Regions from separate parts of the Homo sapiens genome. Here region 2 is linked to region 1. A link is an interaction called in ENCODE POLR2A ChIA-PET data of the cell type or tissue named here. Cell type or tissue: K562. All regions are shown on one strand.

Region 1 (4,000 bases):
TAGACCACGTCTCATTTTGTTTCAAGAGTCGTCCTGCTGTTCCCTGGACGTCAGAGCCACGGAACATTTGGTGGCACCGTCGGCGTGCTGCCCAGAGCAGGTGTCGGCTCCTGGAGCCTGGGCACGGGGCCTTCCTCCCGGAGGCTCGGCCAGAGCTGCTGGGTCACCTGCTCCGTGGAGCACCCCGACCCCGCAGGCTCACGGCTGGACTGGCCTGTGGAGGCTGCCAACAGATGAGCGAGGCGACGGAGTGGACATCCCCAACTGTGGACTCGTGCAGAGCTAACGGGGCGTGATCCTGACACTCACATGACTTACAACCACACGCGCTGCCAACATTTGTTCCAGGCAATTCACACGGAGGACACAGTCACGGCGGTTCCCTCCATGTGGCTCGGCCGCCCCCATGTGGGCTCACCTCCAAATCCGAGTGGGCTCCTGGACTCCGCGAGGGCTCAGCTGTGATCACGATGGTTGCCACCAACACCCACACCCCCCCCATGCACATGCACAAACATACCCACCTAGCACACGTGCTCACCCTCACACAGACACACGCATCCCCATACATGCATCCCACATGGACACACGCCAACACAGGGCACGCTCACACAGTAACACTCGGACGCTGGTGCAAGGTGTGTGCACACTCACAGTTCCATCCGCTTCACACACACACACTCATGCAATGAGAACAGACATCCTCATACACACACACACCTCACACTCACACACATACTACATGCCACCGCACACATGCCTAACACTGACCATATGCACGCACAGACATGCACACCCGCACACACCCATTCCCACACTTGGTGCACACACCCTCACAGGAACACACAAGGCTGCACAATCCACACTCGCACGCACCCGAGTATGGAGCTGAAGGCCCTCTTGGGTGTGCTGCTCCCCGGCCGGGGCACCCCATGTGCAGGTAGGAGGGGGTGGCCGGGGGCTGCAGCCTGGACACTATGGGTGGGGCCCGTGAGGAGGAGGCAGAGGCCCCTTCTCCCCCATCGCTGGCCCCCCCTCCCCCAGTGCACAGGGCGGCTCTGGCTGTACTGGAGCCACTGGGCTGATGTCCTGAGAGGCACCTCCTGCCTCCGGTCCCCCTACCCTGCCCCAGCGGCTGGCACTGCAAGAGGCCCCCCAGGCACAGGAAAGGGATGAAGGGCTCAAACCAAAGCAGGAGGCCAACAAACGACGGGATCAGGGCATGGGCGCCCGGTGGGGCCTGGCCATGGGGCTGGCTCTGCGTCTGTTCGTGGGGTCCTGGCACATCCCGTCCATCTCCTTCTTGCGGTCCAGGGAGGGGCTTGATGACATCATTTCCCAGGCCCTTCCAGCTCTTTCTATGGCGGGAATCTCCCTGCCCCATTCCTGTGGCCCGTGATCGATCAAAGGTGTTTGATTTGGGCTCAAGCCTGCCGCCCTCTTAGCACCGCCCAGGACTCCTCAGGACTCCAGAGAGCCCGAAGCTCCCAGCGACGCCTGTGAGGCTGGTTAAAGAGGTACCTGGGCACTGCGTACACACAAACACATGCACACACCCATGCACCTGCACACGCAGGCGCACACATATGTACACACTCCCGTGCACTGGCACACACATGCACACAGCGCAACATGCCCACGCACACGTGCCTGCAAACACGGGCACAGACGTGCACCAAGCGGTAAGTCAGTCTGAGGACCCCGTAGGTTGTGCTGCTTAGGAGGAAGGGAGTCAGCATGAGGCGCGTCTCAGCCGGTCCCCGTCCCCCTGCGGGGCCCTGGGGTGCCTCTGGCTGTCACTCACAGGTCAGGCGCCTGCCGCCAGCCCACAGAATGGTGTCGAGACACGTGGACCCGGGAAGGGAGCCCAGGTCAGCCGTGCCAGCAGGGCCACCACTCGCACACAGCACGCCCTCCTGCTCAGACCTGGAGGGGAGATGCCTGGTGATGGGCAGCCCCCTCCTCCCCTCAGGGAAGCCGGACACCTGGAGCCCCAGCACCCATGAGAGGTGGGCGTGTCTGAATTCCGTCGGAGATTCTCTGGATGACTTTAGCGGTGAATTCCATGGGGTCTGTGGCTGAAGCCTCCCCTCAGGGATAGGATGGTCTCAGCCTCTCTGGGGCTTTCCAGAGGGTGGGCTTCCGCTCACACAGGGTCCTGAGCCCGGCCACCCAGGGGGTCTTGTCATGTGCTGAGGGCTCCCAGGCCTGAACTCTGGGCCCCGGGTCACCTGCCCTCTGGGACCTGCAGCCTCCACCCTGCTCTGGCACAGGTGAGAGGAATTAGCCCTCCTTGCCCGAATCCACACTGGCTGGGTGAGCAAGGGGGGGTCAGACAGGCCTAAGAGGCCAGGACAGGACGAGAGGACTGGGAGAGACACAGGCAGCACTCAGCAGCCTGGGGATCCCACGTCCTTGGGCTCCCCCCGCCACATCCCAGCAGACAACCCCACGACCACCCTCAAGGTCGGGAGCTATCTGGGCGTCCTGTAGTCCTGAGCTGTGGGCGTCCTGTAGTCACCTCCAGAAGGGGCCCTTGGAGACCCCGGGGCTCTCAGCCTTGCTACCAGGTAGGTTCAAGTCCACAGCTGGGCCAGGAAGCTTCGTGCTCAAGTAAAATACGCCCAGCCGGGCTGCGGGGCTGCCGAGGTGGCCTCGACAGGAGTTTAATGGGCTGTGGCAGACACTTGGGAAGGAGGTGACGTGCTGTGAATAGCAACGCCGGCCTCAGCTGGCCGACGCCTGTCTGTCTGCCCAGCGCCGCCTCCTGCGCACCTGTCTGCCCAGCACCCACGAGGGCCCCACGGCAGGCTGGGGCCTCGTGACTTTCCACACTTCAGCCTCTCCTGCCCCTGCCAATACAGTCTGACCTTGTTGTGGCTGGCCAGCTTTCAGTGACTCCGTCTGCCGGCACAGACCCAGCCTCTTGAGCAGGCCCAGAGGGTTCTTCATGACCTAGTCCAGCCCACCGACCACCCACCCTGCCCCTTACCATCCCTAGCAGGGCGTGCCTGGGTGAGCCATGGGGTAGGTCTGAGAGCAGGGACCACCTAAGACCTGTTCCTTGCAGGACAGGAAAGACTGGTCCCCACTTTGCAATTGTGTGGCCACGAACTCCACCCCCAACCCAGGTGGGAGGAGGGATTCGGGAAGGCAGGTGGACATGAACTCCACCCCCATCCCAGGTGGGAGGAGGGATTTGGGAAGGCAGGTGGACATGAACTCCACCCCCATCCCACGTGGGAGGAGGGATTTGGGAAGGCAGGTGGCCACGAACTCCACCCCCATCCCAGGTGGGAGGAGGGATTTGGGAAGGCAGGTGGCCACGAACTCCACCCCCATCCCAGGTGGGAGGAGGGATTTGGGAAGGCAGGTGGACATGAACCCCCGGGACTGGGCTGCTCTCCAGGGCAGCAGCACATCAGCCAGTCCCTGGGTCTCAGAGGGCAGGGCACGCTTCCCACCGAGGACCCTTATCTCATGGCAGGTCCCCATTAGGGGCCCTGTGCATTCAGAAAGCTCCCACACCCCCCGCCACACTGCCAGGCAGACTTCGAGCCAGGGTTACACAGGGACGCCTAGATCGTGTGGCGCATTTGAAATACACTGTCTTATGACCAACTGATTTTTTTCAGCCGTGGGATTCTAACAGGACTAATACAAAACTCCAATCACAGCTGGGAGCACTGGCTGCCAATCCCCAGGCCTCCTGACAGCTCTCTTCACACTGCCAGGCCCCCACCACAAAACCACCTCTGCTCCCGAGGTGCCTTCTGCTCTGAGCTCATCCTGGCACAGATGTCATATGGACCCTGCAGCGGGGACGTCCTCTTCTTTACTGGGAGCCCCCAGCTGTGTGCCCCTCCAGGGAGCAACTGCATCCTGTCCAGCCTCAGATTCTGAGCCCAGCCTGACACCGGCACACAGGAGGTTCTGGGAGGCAGTTGCTGAACTCTGGGAGGGATGATAGTGCTGCCTGCCTCTCAGGGACCCGGGACAC
Region 2 (4,000 bases), 60 kb before region 1:
CCGTCCTGGCCTCCTGCTCCACTGTGGTCAGAGTTACGGCGAGCTTGCACCGTGATGACGGGGGACCCAGCTCTGTCTTGCCCACAGGGCTGCCAGGTGGGAACTGGCTGGGTTGGGCAGAGTTTAGCGCAGATTGACCCAAGAACAGCCGTGGGTCTGTGCAAATAGCCTGTAAGAACTGATGGACAGACGCCCGTCCTGATCTTGGATGAAGACACTGCACATCCAGCATGAGGGACGTCCTTTTTGTCAATGGAGGGCGAGCCTGGATGTGCGCACACAGGAGCGTGGTTACGGGAGTCCGTTCTTTTAGGCTGTTTGCAGTCACAACCAGAAGCAAGTGTTTCCTGCCCCAGCCGGTGCGTTTGCTTGTTCCCACGGCCTGGGAGTGCTGGCGGTAGCTTTCCTCCTGGCGGGGCCTGAGTTGTGACACACGTCTGGCAGGCCCGGGCCTTTCTCTGCGGCATCAGAGGGCGTCGCTGTGGACCGGCAGATTCGTTTTCAGTCCTGGGTTGAGCACATCTCGCACCTGGAGTCCTTGTGAGCACCTGTAAGGGGCCTTCGTGCGGCCATGAAGGAAAACGTGTCGACCTGCAGAGGTCACCGTGGGGACCCGCAGAGTGACCACACAGCAGCAGCTGGTAGAAAGGACTTTATTCAGAAATTGGTGCCAGGACGGGAGGGAGCCATGCGGACAGTCGCGCTGAAGCCTGAGCCCAGTGCTGCCCCGGGGTCAGTCCTGACCGCTGGAATGTTGATTTGCACTGAGCACTGTCTGTTAGATACAAAATCTGAAAATGCGGGCGTGGGTCAGCAAAACATAATCCATATAAAAGCCTAAAAAAAAGTGAACTGCATTTCGTGGCCAGGACGCCGACTTCCTCTCATGTTACATCGAAGCGGGGCCCGGATGTCTCCGGTGAATTTATGTGGGAAAACACATCTTGACATTAAAAATGCAGCGATTTGTCACAGGTCACAGTTTTCCTAGAAATGCCACTAGCTGGCTGCTCTAAAGAATGACTAATTCTAAAACTCAAAAGCACAACCCTGGGTCTTGTGATTGGCACCGTGAGAGCCCCACGGAGCTGGGGCCGTGCCCGGGGCTCTGGTCACCCAGCTGCAGAGGCCAATGTGGAGCTGACTGCGCGGGACTCCCATGGCCCTGGCCAAGGGGCTCCACACCAGCTGCCTGGGGTCCAAGAACCTGAGCAAGGGCAAGGGGCCGTGGAGGCAGCGCACTTCCTGTCTCTGGCGAAGCGTGAGTGTGTGGCGAGCTGTGGAGGCAGGGCTGCGGGCGCACATGCATGGCTGCTGGAGGCGGTGGGCAGTGGCGGTCCCTGGGGCATGAGATGGGTGGGGGCACTCTCAGGGACCCCCGCCACAGAGCCTCTGTCTTGGAGCTGCTCTGAGTGTCCTTTCCAGGAAGCAGGGCCTTTGCCCGGGCATGACCACCTCACCAAGGGCTGTTCTAAGCTGGGGGGCCCTGGGCCCTGGGGGAGCAGGCCCAGCCCAAGGTGCCTGCTCCAGCAGCAGGCCTTGGGCACCTGGGGGTCTGGGCTGGGGAGGAGGGGCACTGGGCAGGGAAGGGGAGAGCGGTTCTGGGTCTGGGTTGTGGGGGGTGAACCCAGGCAGGGTCTCGGACCGGAGGTCTCGGAGTCCCTGGGAGCTGCAGTTGGCCACTCAGAGGTCAGCTTTGGCCCTTCGTTGCTCAGCCAACCCAGGCTGGCTCAGAAACCTGCTCAGGGAGGAGCTACTCTGAAGTTTGTTGAGTTGGCGGTGGAGGCTGTTGCTGTTTTGTGGGGGAGTCACTGAGAGCTGGGTAAGAGCCACTTATCTGTGTGTGAGAGGCGCAGACAGGCACAAAACTCCTGGGAAGCTGTCTTTCATTTTCATTTTTAAATTTAACTTTTTAATTCTAGCAGAAACACGCAAACCTCCAAGACTCTTGTGCCCGTCCTGGCTCCGTCTGCTGGGAGGAGACCAGCTCTGCCTGTCCCCATGGGGTCCCCTGAGCCTCCACCTCCTGGTCCAGCTCCCCAGGGTTCGGGGGCGGAGGGGCCTTGATAACGGCCGGGCCTGAGACGCGGCTCCCACCTCCCAGCCCGCCCCCCACAGTCGGATTCGGATCTGGAATTCCACACCAGGCCCGAGCTCGGCTACTGGAATGTAGCCTTCATCCTCCGTAGCTTGTCCTGAATCTTCCGTGAGTGCTTCTCGCTGGAGACCTGGTGGAAGTTGGCCCTGCTATCTGCGGCGAGTGTGGAAATGTCGGCACCGCTGAAGCGGGCAATCCTCTGCTTGAGGTACGACTGGAGCTTGGGGTCGGGGCTGAAGGTGTAAGGGTTCTCCTGGAACGCGTGCACCTGGCTCACCACCTTTGCGATGTTCCTTCCGTTGAGGAAAGAAGAGACGTTAGTTTGCACAGGGCAGGGGCGCGGCTTCCGTGGGGAGGGAGTCCCCCCGCGTTCTTAGGAATCATTTGGACTAAATCTTTTCACCGTGTAAATTCTGAAGGGTGGGTTGTCTGTATTTATTGGCGAGGTGGAAAGGTCACTACTCAGACCTTTCCGTCTGTCTGACTGTCCATCCATCCACATTTCAGTCCACACACGCTTATGGAAACCCTGCAGGCTCAGGCTCGTCCCTGCTGAGCGTCCCAAGAAGAGTCAAGCCCAGTCTGCCGCAGGGGCTGCAGCTGAGAGGACGAGGCAGGCAAGGGACTCTCTGCTGCCGTGCAGAGCGTTCACATTCACACCTGGGAATCGCCACGGCCGGGGCCCAGGGCCGGAAGCCTGGGACAGCTGGTTGACAGTGACCAGCACACCATAGAATATAATGGAGAAAGCTGGCCAGTCACGAGCAGGAGCCCTCAGCCAGGCCTGGGGACACTGATGCCACAGACAGACGCCCTGTCCTGATTTTGGATGGAAACACCACATGCCCAGTGTGAGGGACAAAGAAAGGGGCGTCCATTACGGCAAAGAAAGGCCAAGCCTGGATGGGCTCTCACACACACACACGCCGGGAAGAGCATGCCTGGATGGGCTCTCTCACACACACACACACACGCCGGGAAGAGCATGCCTGGATGGGCTCACACACACACACACACGCCGGGAAGAGCATGCCTGGATGGGCTCACACACACGCCGGGAAGAGCATGCCTGGATGGGCTCACACACACACATGCCGGGAAGAGCATGCCTGGATGGGCTCTCACACACACACACACGCCGGGAAGAGCATGCCTGGATGGGCTCTCACACACACACACACGCCGGGAAGAGCATGCCTGGATGGGCTCTCACACACACACACACACGCCGGGAAGAGCATGCCTGGATGGGCTCTCACACACACACATGCCGGGAAGAGCATGCCTGGATGGGCTCTCACACACACACAGACACACGCCGGGAAGAGCATGCCTGGATGGGCTCTCACACACACACACACGCCGGGAAGAGCATGCCTGGATGGGCTCTCACACACACGCACACACACGCCGGGAAGAGCATGCCTGGATGGGCTCTCACACACATGCACACACACGCCGGGAAGAGCATGCCTGGATGGGCTCTCACACACACACATGCCGGGAAGAGCATGCCTGGATGGGCTCTCACACACACACATGCCGGGAAGAGCATGCCTGGATGGGCTCTCACAGACACACACACGCCGAGAAGAGCATGCCTGGATGGGCTCTCACACACACACACACACGCCGGGAACAGCATGCCTGGATGGGCTCTCACACACACACACACACACATGCCGAGAAGAGCATGCCTGGATGGGCTCTCACACACACACACACCGGGAAGAGCATGCCTGGATGGGCTCTCACACACACACACGCCGGGAAGAGCATGCCTGGATGGGCTCTCACACACACACACGCCGGGAAGAGCATGCCTGGATGGGCTCTCACACACACACACGCCGGGAAGAGCATGCCTGGATGGGCTCTCACACACACACACGCCGGGAAGAG

What was found. ChIA-PET counts read pairs that join two places held together with the same protein. Peaks named below come from ENCODE experiments on the same cell type or tissue, not always from the same donor. Only the 100,000 strongest peaks of a DNase experiment are listed, where the experiment ranks them.
Region 2: POLR2A ChIA-PET joins it to region 1 with 5 read pairs; 4 of 35 experiments call an interaction of 5 or more read pairs at or near these places.

What each region holds. Positions count from the first base shown.
Region 1 is chr10:133,163,249-133,167,248 of GRCh38, reverse strand. All of the region lies in intron 1 of KNDC1 (kinase non-catalytic C-lobe domain containing 1), which reads right to left. Among named protein-coding and RNA genes, the nearest start is that of KNDC1, 5.0 kb to the right of the region's middle. RefSeq lists an enhancer at 1,191-1,702. In K562, no CTCF peak of the experiment used is centred here; no DNase peak of the experiment used is centred here; H3K27me3 peaks cover 2,766 bases.
Region 2 is chr10:133,223,050-133,227,049 of GRCh38, reverse strand. KNDC1 (kinase non-catalytic C-lobe domain containing 1) reads right to left here. Exons shown (of 30, transcript NM_152643.8): 30 at 638-2,391. The coding sequence ends at 2,160. Among named protein-coding and RNA genes, the nearest start is that of UTF1, 5.2 kb to the left of the region's middle. RefSeq lists an enhancer at 1,332-1,955. In K562, no CTCF peak of the experiment used is centred here; a DNase peak (open chromatin) is centred at 1,769; H3K4me3 peaks cover 443 bases.